2 separate regions of the Homo sapiens genome follow, and region 2 is linked to region 1. A link is a loop called in an ENCODE intact Hi-C map of the cell type or tissue named here. Cell type or tissue: IMR-90. All regions are shown on one strand. Each heading gives the region's core, and the rest is flanking DNA. Links, peaks and the distances in the headings are about the cores only.

The links. A loop is a pair of places that touch in the nucleus more often than their neighbours do. Peaks named below come from ENCODE experiments on the same cell type or tissue, not always from the same donor. Only the 100,000 strongest peaks of a DNase experiment are listed, where the experiment ranks them.
Region 2: a loop joins it to region 1, with 2.7 times the contacts of the local background. A loop is called at or near these places in 1 of 110 quality-filtered maps.

Annotation. Positions count from the first base shown.
Region 1 is chr10:59,385,816-59,391,174 of GRCh38, reverse strand. No RefSeq gene overlaps it. Among named protein-coding and RNA genes, the nearest start is that of FAM13C, 26 kb to the right of the region's middle. In IMR-90, for the core only: no CTCF peak of the experiment used is centred there; a DNase peak (open chromatin) is centred at 3,114; H3K27ac peaks cover 793 bases.
Region 2 is chr10:59,534,141-59,539,524 of GRCh38, reverse strand. LOC107984235 (a long non-coding RNA gene) reads left to right here and starts at 728. Exons shown (of 3, transcript XR_001747457.1): 1 at 728-811. In IMR-90, for the core only: no CTCF peak of the experiment used is centred there; a DNase peak (open chromatin) is centred at 3,184; H3K27ac peaks cover 560 bases.

The sequences.
Region 1 (5,359 bases), core at 360-5,359:
AAAGACTATCCAAACCTTTTGCTTAAGTCAAATTTAAATATTATTATAAATTCCTTATCACCTTATAAAAACCCTCAGGTTTAATAAATTGATGTAGGAATAACTGAGTTTGGATAAAATGCTTGGCCATAAGGGCAGCCTATGAGAAGCAGGTACCAGATGTATGAAGCTAAGATCTTGATGGCTTCTTGGCAGGAGGGGTTCAGACTGTTTAGTTTTAGAAATCAAACTCAACAGTCCAAACACTGAGTATCTAAAGATGCTAATCAGCTATTTAGTTGCACAGCTGACCAAACGAGCAAACAAACAGAAAATCTTACAGTCCAGATGAAACATCTTAGGAAGATTTCTTTCCAATGAGTTCACCTTTATCAAAGTAATGGCAGAATCCCATTTGGCTAGACCCAGAATGTGGTTATTTCAGTGTTTTTCAAACTATGTCCAGAAACATAATCTATAAAGTCCATATATTTTCTGTGAGAATTTTGAGTACTTTGTACTGATTTCAATTAAAATTTTTTAAAAATAAAATTAAACAAACCTCCAATATAAGCACTGTCTGGATTATCTGAATGGCATCCTGAAAACCGAGCATTTCCAAGACAGCTCAGCTCGTATATTGGCAATTGTGTTAATGTCCTTGTGGCGGGATATTAAATTGGAAATTTATACTGAAATATCAAGAAATAGTAGAGTCAGATAAAAACAGGATGGGGAACCAACCTCCAGGATGTAGGTTTTCAAAGAAAATATTTGAGAATTGGTTATGACTTTTGGATTCTTCAACCATATGGGGGATAGTAAAGAATAGAAACACTGGAGATTCAGTGGGAATATTTTGAGGATTTATTTGGAGTAAGCTGTGCTATGTAATATTCACATGCACACATGTGCACATGAGCATGCACACACAGAGATACACACACAAACACACAAGATAGAAGTGCTTCTTCCATCACTATGAACATTTTGAGGGATTAAGTCCAGGAAGGCTGTAATAGCCTACACAGCTTAGTATTAAAATGTGGATGCAGAGTGAGCTTGTGTATAACTCACACCCAAGAGAACCCTGCATTTTTTTTCTTTATAAAGAACATATATATTACTCAAGCTTTAAAGTAAAAATGTTTCATTGCTTGAAAGGACATCCTTTATTCTTTAAAAAGTAATATCTATTACCTTATTATTACACATTTATTTTACCTTATTCATGTAAAATATGTGCTTCTTTCCTGATTGCAACTCTGGGTTTTGGGGGCTGGGAGCCAAATTAAAGAGCAAATAAATGCTGTTTTACTCATCATCACCTGGAGGAGAATGCTTTCAGGACTAACTGAAGCAAGCTCAGTGCTTTTATCCACTTTTCCTCAGCCTTTGATTCTAGGCACAGATATCAGTTGTGGGCTCAGTTGATGAGCTTAAAATAAACTCTTTGTTTCTGATACATGTACAGACTTAAAATGATTGCAAGTGTGAGAGTTGATCATTATGTTATTTTGATTAATCACATAGCAATTTTCATCTCAGGAGTGTGTTCTGTCCATTTTCCTTTTAATTCAAAGCTCCCTGATTTGAAGCTATTTTGGTTGAGATAGAGATGCACCTCCTTTCAATAGCATGTAGAAGAATAAACATTTTTTATATGGAGATGTCATGATTTTATTATCATGAATCAGCAGTGCCCTCGATGGATAACCAAACCAGGCCTGTAATTACTGCCAAAAAAGAAGAGATTCAGATCAAATATTTCAATATCAAGGCTGGGCACAGTGGCTCATACTATAATGCCAGTGCTTTGGGAGGCTGAGGTGGGAGGATTGCTTGAGGCCAGGAGTTTGAGACCAGCCTGGGCAATAGAGTGGGACCCAGTCTCCACAAAAAAATTAAAAATTAGCTGGGTGTGGTGGCCCATGCCTGTAGGCCTCGCTACTTGGGAGCTGGGGCAGGAAGATCTCTTATACCCAGGAGTTTGAGGTTACAGTGAGCTATGATTGTGCCACTGCCCTCCAGCCTTGGAGACAGAGCAAGACCCTGCCACACACATGCAAACAACATTTTAATATCGAAGATACTATTCCGGAAGAATGAGATTTGCCCTAACATTTAATTGTGTTGTAACCAATACTTGTATACGGCAAGTTTTAACTTAACCAATTACGTCGTATCATATTTTGCAATGGATCGATTTTGGAGGGTAGATCAGAGTGCACAGTTTAAATATTATCTGGCTTTCCTGACAGTTATAATTTTAATGGCACTGGTGGACATCTGATGCTTTACAGGTTTTCCAGTATAAAACTATTTTCGCTATTAATTGGTGGTATGGAGCAGAGGCTCAACTTACTTTTTCATGTGTGTACTAAATAAGAACCCAAACAACCTGTTGAGGGGCCACCTGCTGGTGCAAAGGTCTTCTTTCAGCTCAGAGGCAAGAGTGATGCATTCTTGTCAGTCTCCATGTCTTTCATAAGAGAATATTAGCCCCACTGCATCTCTGTCAGTTGTTAACATCTACATTTCCACATCTAACAAGAAATTTTGAGTGACTATAGTCCAGGGCTTGACAGCAAGTACTTAGGCCATTTATTGCTTCGTCATTCAAGCCCTGCTTCCCTTTTCTGGTAGCAGCAGTTGTCTTCCTTAGAAAATCACTGACCCACCCTGTTATGTACTGACTGTTGATGTCCCCAGCCACCAAATTCATATGTTGAAGCCTTAATCTCCAATGTAGCTGTATTCAGCGATGAGGGCTGTAAGGAAGTAATTAAGGTTAGCTGAGGTCATAAAGGTCACTCCTGATCTAATAGGATTAGTGTCCTTCTAATAAGAGGTACAAGAGAGCTTGCTCACTCTCTCTTTCTCTCTCTCTCTCTCTCTCTCTCTCTCTCTCCACAAAGGCAACAAGGAAAGGCTACGTGAGGACACAGCAAGGAAGTGACCATCTGCAGGCCAGGAGGAGAACCCTCCCCAGACACTGAACTGGGGACTGCTAGCCTTCAAAACATGAGAAATTTCTGTTCAAACCACCCAGTCTGTGGTATTTTATGTCAGCCTGAGCTGACTAATACACATTCCTTACTCCAGCCAAGTTTTTCTTGTGGGCATTTCATTGTATAATGCCCTCTTCCCCTGACCACAGTGTGGCCCTGACTCAAACTGAGCCAATCAGAGTCCCTCTTGAAGATTTTTCAAATTGAGACAAAAAGGAAGAGGGCACAGGGGAAGTTGAAGACGTCATTTTAGAGTTGCCAGTGGTGAGGACTCGAGCAAGGCACAAGAAGCCAGTCTGGGAGAATGAAGCTAAAATTCCAAGAGAAGCAGAAATAACACAGAGAGAGAAGGAGAGATTCCTGGCTGTGGTCAGGGCCTTGGTTCTAGTTGTTTTTGTGGCCCAACTGCATGTCTCTCCTTCAGTAATTTGATAATAAGCCTATTAATTCCTTTTAGCCCAGGCTAGCTTAAATTGGGTCTCTGTCATTCACAACTTAAAGTGTTCCTTAAGGCAGGAAGCATGACTCCTGAGCTTAATGTAACTCAAGACTCAGAGACATTCGGTAAGAAGAAAATTGCCTAATGGATATGCAGCCCATTCACTCTCCTATACATCTGCTTTCCCAAAATTGTGCTTCATCATAGTATCAACATTCTACATTGGTGCTCAGTATTAGAAGCAAACCCATAACACTGTTATAATTTTTTAAGACTCCTGGAGATGTTGTACATGATACAGTGTCTTTTTTAAAGATGAATAAGATAAATATATTTCTAGTTGGAGGCTCTAAGTCTGTTTTTGAGGAGTAACTTTAGTGAAAGGTGAATGGGATTGGATTCAGACACTAGATTTCAAGTCAGGCCCTGCCACTTAGAAGCGGTGTGAGTGCTCAGAAAAACTAAGGGCATTTGTGAAGTAAAAGTAAATACTGTGTGTCCTACATATCTCACATTGTTGTTGTCAGCCAATGTAGGTACAAAGTGCTTGGTAAAGTAGGAACCATAAATAATTGTGATTCATCGGTTCCAATCCTCCTTTTACCATGAATTTCAAGATAAATTTTTCACTGTCTTTTTTTTTTCTTTCTGTACAGGAGCTCCAAATATTGCTGTTTGGAGAAATCTGCACCTTAATAAGAGCAGTTATTTGTGAGAAAAAAAAAAGACAAGAATATATATGAGATGGGTAAGCAATTCTATTGGCCTGGGGTGATGACGATTTTTATCTGCCATCTAGCCCCAAGCTCTGGGCTCTGACTCCTTTGTGCAGGTAAATACCAAGGTTAGGTTTTGAATGTTTATAGCAGAATAATTTAATTTGACTCACTCTAGGGTTGATTGATTATCAGCATGTTGTTCATTCCTATTTTAAGTCTATTTTGATTCAAACCTTGTATTTCTCTCTTCAGGACTGTATGTTTACATGTGGGGTTGGGGGTGACAGAGAAAAGGAGAAAGAAAGATTTTTATTTTTCCTTCTAATAAATACTCATTGAAAAAATCATAGAATGTAAAGGAAATAGTGATATAAATTAAAATTTACTCCATAACTCTCCTATACAGAAATCCTGTTAGCTGTGAGTTTCTTTTCTATATACATTTATATAGTTGAGGTTCTGCATATATATATAATTCTGCATCCTAGCTTTTCAAAATGATGTGAGAGCGAGATAATTTCCCAAAGTCATTAGAATTCATTGAAAATATAATTGATGGCTATAAAATAATTCATAATAGATGGAGTATACATAATATTGATTTCTATTTCATTATTACCTTATTTTTTAGGTGAATTACAAATTTTTGCTATTAGGTTGGAGCAACAGTAATTTCGGTTTTTGCCATTACTTTTAATGCTGTGATTAATATTTTTGTTCATAAAAATCAGTACTCTTTAAAAAGAACTTCCCATATATTTGCAGCACTTCTTTTACTATGTGTGGAGACTCCTCTACTTACAAATAGATTCGTCCTGAAGATAGTGTGTAAGTCCATTTGTTCTCAAGTCCGAAGGGACCAGTAAAGGTATTACCATCTGTTGGTGGTAGGCAAAGATAAGAGTTCTTTTTCTTTATCTAGATTTCTAAATAGAAAGTCCATAAGCAGGCGAGCTTGAGTGCTAAATTCTTAGACACTGAGTTTGCTTCTAAACTATTACATAGAGCTAACCATTTATCTAATTTTCTATCTTATTTTTTATTCAAATAACATACTATACTGAGTATATAGACATATTTATTGCAAAAACATAGCAAATATATAAAATTGTAAGAAGAAAGTTAAAACTAACATTATCTATTGCTGTACTATATTTAACCTTTTGGTATATTTTAATCTCAGTGTGTATTTGTGTGTATTTGTATTTTCC
Region 2 (5,384 bases), core at 385-5,384, 150 kb before region 1:
CTAGAATTGCTGAAAGTTTGCAATGACAATTCAAAACAAGTAAATAAATGTTTCTAGCACTGTGCTGGGCGCTGGGGGAGAGTACAAGAGAGGCAGAATACATGGCCTTAGAGCTGAAGGACTTCATCTCCCCACTGGGAACTAAGGTAAGTGAGAATGTCATCGGCACACTGCCAGGAAATGTGGCTGGAATATCACTGCTCTGCTTCCTGTCCGCTCATGGTGGACATCCCTACTCAGCCATGGCGTCATGGGACTCTTTCCTACGAGGCCCCAAACTAGCTCAGGATGTTTTCCCTCAAAGTCCTTGAGTGAGCCACACTAAACAACTGGCATCAGTAGGCGAGATGAACACTGAAAGCGCTGAAAGTTGAAGGGAGGCAGTCATGATGAGATCGACGTGGGTTTCAGGGGTCTGGGGAGGCTTCATGGAGATGGTGAGTTGATGAGAACACAAATTATGTCTTCACGCACGGGCTCTGTACCAGCGATAGATCTGAGGGTCTCATACTAGAAGCCTACAGCATCCTAGGTAGCTTCAGCTCAGCATCCCTCAAGGGCCTGGCTGTCGATCGGCTCCATTTCTGTAGTTTCTGTTACTGACTCTCCTCCGAACCAAAGCTGCCCCTTGCTGAGGCGAACGATGACGTTGCAGGGGTTGGGCCTGGGTTACAGTGGCTGGATACAACCCAGCCAAGGTTTTCTGTCTGTCTGGTTAGCGTGCTTGAGCACTGACTTCCGCGAGTGAAGCGTCTCTGAAAGGGGAGAAAACCAGTGCTGCTGCCACTCCTCCTCACTCTGCAGAATCAGGGTAAGTGGAGCTTCTCTGTGCCCAGAACAGCCCCGAGCTGTGTGGTGTGCCTGTAATACAGCACAATCAAAGGACTGAGCCTCCTACTACTCTGCTTATCGTCTAAGTTTTTTAAAGGCAGAATCTGGAAAGATGGTACCACCACTCAAGAAGAGGGGTTGTTGTTTTGGTTTGTTTAGAGGCACATCTGCTAGGAAAACAAAACAAAACAAAACACAGAATTTGTCTCTTCAAAGTTTGGGCCTCAAAAGGCTTTTACAACTACAGAATCTTTTCAAATAAGAAAGGGCAAAGGCTTTTCCTTTCAACTTTAAGAAAGAGCAGCCATCTTTTTGCTTCAGCCAGCACCCAGCCCTAGTTAATAGTTCAATTTCATACTTTGCCTTTCTCCTACAAGTATATGAGATGGTTTGGAATGAAAAACAAATATCAAGATTATTGAGGAAGAAATGAAACCCAAAATGTGAGGAGATTTGTCTCAGGAGATATTTTCTTTTTTGCTGTTTGATGTTCTTGGGGGATTTTTCCAAAAGCCCAGCACTGCAATCTCACCACTCCCGGCAGTGCCCTGAACTCCTCACCTGCGTGCTCATCTTCCTCTCTGACACCTCACCAGAAAATGTATATTTTAAAATGGGATGTTTGCTGATCTAAAGGAGATATTTCCTATTGTATTCTGAGGTTTTGAGTGAAAGTCAGGGAGGAAAAAAGTTTATTGTCGTAGTCTTCACTAGACCAACACATGACAGGGCCACAGTTAACTCTGCTCATGGTTAAGACTGATCTTGACTTTGATTTCTGAAACTCCTACATGCGCACTTTTCCTCTTGGGTCAGTGTTTTGTATTGGAAAAAAAAAAAACACCTCATTCTCTGCAGTAAAACTTTCCCCAACTTCTTTTTACCGACTTAATGGCTTTTTCTAGAACAGATGATTAGATGAAGCCAGAAAACAGTTTGGCCATAAAGGACATATTGATTCCATCAGATTTGCCAGAACACAACTGCAGAGAAAGGTCTAAAAAAATGAGTTGAGAAATCAAGATGCTGCCGAAGCAATTTCTTGGCCAGGAATCTTTTAGCTGTTGCTTGTTTTAAATTCTTTCATTTTGCATTTCGGGAAGGGAGTCTCAAATTAAAGCCAAAATCCTAAATGCAATAAGATAAGTGCCATTTGCTATGAATTCTGATTATTTCTCTTGAATGAGTAACCAAGAGCCAATTTCTCACATAATAATAATTTTGCATATTAATGAGAAACAGAGTTGATTGGGTTCTACAGAGGCCATTTCTAGCTGAGTTAAAGGAAAAATACCTTAGAGGCAGCAAGGACCTTAGAAAGCATGTAATTTAATCCCTTCATTTTATAGGAACAGAGAGGATGAAAGCCTTGCCCTTGAGCATACAGCTGACTGAGTGCTCAGGGAGGACTTTGATCTGTGTCAAAATGTATCTCAACCAGGTGTATCAATCCTGACTTTCCATTACTAATAAGGCTCTCTGCTATTATTTGCATGGGATTGTGGCAAGGACAAGATTTTATTCCTTAGAACTAATAGTAGAAAATAAAGAAATAATGCCAAATGTGCAGCATTGCCACCCGAGAGGACTTCTTTGTTGACATTCAAAAGCCCATTTTGAATGTAAACAAAGAGTGCCATTTGAACCAGTTTACCTAGTGTTGTAGCCAGCCTTAGTTTTAGAAAAGAGAGTTTTGTGATCTCTGCATACCATGGAAGTGTCTAAATCAACAGACACAGACACTGAACCCAGGGCAAGGCCCTGTCAGAATAAAACATGGAAATGGTGTTGAGATCATATCAACAAAACTATAAAGTAAACATTACAAGGGTTTGCTGCAATGGGATAGTGTATGTGGTGAGGGCACACAGCGTTCCTCAGGCTGACCTGCCCCTGGGTATGAAACACCATCCCTCCCAGCAGGCTGAAAAGCTGCAGCCACACCAGGCACTGAAATGAGACCCCTTGAGGCCACAGGCCACAGCTTCTTCCTCTCCCATCATCTAGGAAGGGCAGATTGCCTGTGGTCGGGACACAAATAAATGGCCAATTCCCTTCCGAGCTAGTCTAACCTTCAGTGTCATAACTCAGCTAATGGACTAACTTTAGAATGCTGCAAATGATAAAACCCATGTTTTCATTGGCATTTTTGTTGTAGAAACAAATATGCTCCCAACACACTATTCTGTAATATACATATTGCATTATCCACTACAGATTTTTAAATTACTATTTTACTTTAAGGTTTATACTGAAATATTGCTAACATTACTTCTGTTGTCATCTATTATTTAATGAGTGTATTCCAGCTGGACAGAAAGACAGGGCTAGCTGTTTCCTGTCTGACTCATTGTTGCTAACAGTTGTCAGGGAAGCAAAAACGTTCAGTCTATTGATGTACTCCAGCTGTGCAACTTTGGATATTGTATTTCTACTGAAAAAAGAGCTGGTGACTTTTTCTAATGCCTCTGCCATTAAAAAAAAAAGACAGTTTATTGTCATGGGATGCCAATTATCAGTTTTTTAAAAACGTTAAAAATCTATGATGAATTGAATTACTCTCTTGCTAACACCATTGAGTTGTGTTGAAAGGAGCTTTAGATTCTCAAAATCATTGTCAAACTTCATGTAGAAGGTTTCCTGCTAACTCCAAACACCCAACCTTCAAACCAAAGACTAATATTTTATTCATTGAACAAGTTTTTCTATTATTAAAACAGCTTTATTGAGATATATTTGCAGATAATATAATTCATACAATTAAATGTTTTTTAGTATATTTACAGACTTGTGTAATCATCATCACCATAATCAATTTTAGAACATTTTCATTACCCTAGAAAGAAGTCCCATTCTCCTTAGCTATCACCACCCCCTATTTCCCCAACTTATCCCAAGGCTTAGGCGATCACTAATTTCCTTTCTGTTTCAATTGCTTTGCCTATTCTGGGAGTTTCATATAAATGAAATTATACAATATGTGGTCCTGTGTGACTAACTTCTTTTCATTAGCATAATATTTTTACAGTTTATTCATATTGTAGCATGTATCACTACTTCATTCATTTTTGTGGTTGTGTAATATTCCATTGTACAGGTATACCACATTTTATTTATCCATTCACCTATGAATGGAGATTTTGGTTGTTTTCATTTTTGGCTATTAGGACTAATTCTGCTATGAACATTCATGTATAAGTTTTTCTGTGAACATATGTTTTCATTTTCCTTGGGTATACATCTAGGAGTAGAATTGCTGTGCCATTGGTAATTCTATCTTTAACCTTTTGAAAAATTGCTAGACTATTTTCCAAAATGGCTGTACCACTGGACATTCCCACCAGCGATGTATGGGGGTTCCAATTTTTCCACATATTCCCCGCTTGTTATCATCTATCTTTTTTTCTTATAGCCATCCTAGTGAGTATGTAGTGGACAGTTTCTTAAATCTATTTTTGAAGTGTTGTAATTATGTCCTGAAGCCCAGTTGGATTCTGTGTCAGGGAGGGAGGAAACAGGTAGCACCAACCTGACACATGCTTCCACTGGTCATGCACTGCATGAGGGCGGTGACTGCTCACAGTCCTGCACCCGGGGCTTAGAAGAAGGCCAGGCACATTGTAGGCATGTTCAACTTTTGTAGAATAAATTACTAAATAAGTCAATGGAGAGCCTGCTATGTGCTAGCACCAGTATGGATGCAGAGTTGCAAATGACATGACCCTGCTCCTAAGGAGCTTATATTCTAGAAGGAAGTAGAGTGCCATCATTCCTGAAAGAAAGCGACTGATGACAGGGAGAGGTACATGATAGGTGAAAGCGTACTCATTTCTAAGCCACTAAAGTATAAAGGGTGAAAGCTTGAGTTCCTTTGATCTTAGCCTTATTTGTGAAGTCTGGCTTCCAGGAAATGGTGGGGAAGAACCACCAGTCACCCAAACTGCATGAGTGAGGAAGCCTTCCATCGACAGTTGAAACCTCTCAGACATGAGAGCATCTTTTGTGTTTGTGCGTGTGTGTGTGTGTATTTGTGTGTGTGTGTATGTGTGTGTGTGTGTGTCTGTGGGCTCAGAGTATAACATGATTCTTCTCCTTAAGCTCAGGTTTTTAGTGATTTGCCCATTTTCTTTCTTCCTTTCTGCTTTTTTTCCTCTCTCTTTCTCGCCCTCTCTGTTGTATCCCCTGGCCCCTTCTCTCTCAATCATCTGTGTACCCATCTGTCCTCACCACCTCTCCAACTACACTCTCACCAGCTCCAGGGTATATTTTATATAAATTTCTTCAGCTTTAATACATAATGACCAATCTAAGTGAATAAACCATGATTTCCTTTTTTTATTATTATACTTTAAGTTCTAGGGTACATGTGCACAACGTGCAGGTTTGTTACATAGGTATACATGTGCCATGTTGGTTTGCTGCACCCATCAACTTGTCATTTACATTATTAGTTATTTCTCCTAATGCTATCCCTCCCCCACTCCCCACCCCCCAACAGGTCCCGGTGTGTGATGTTCCCCTCCCTGTGTCCGTGTGTTCTCATTGTTCAACTC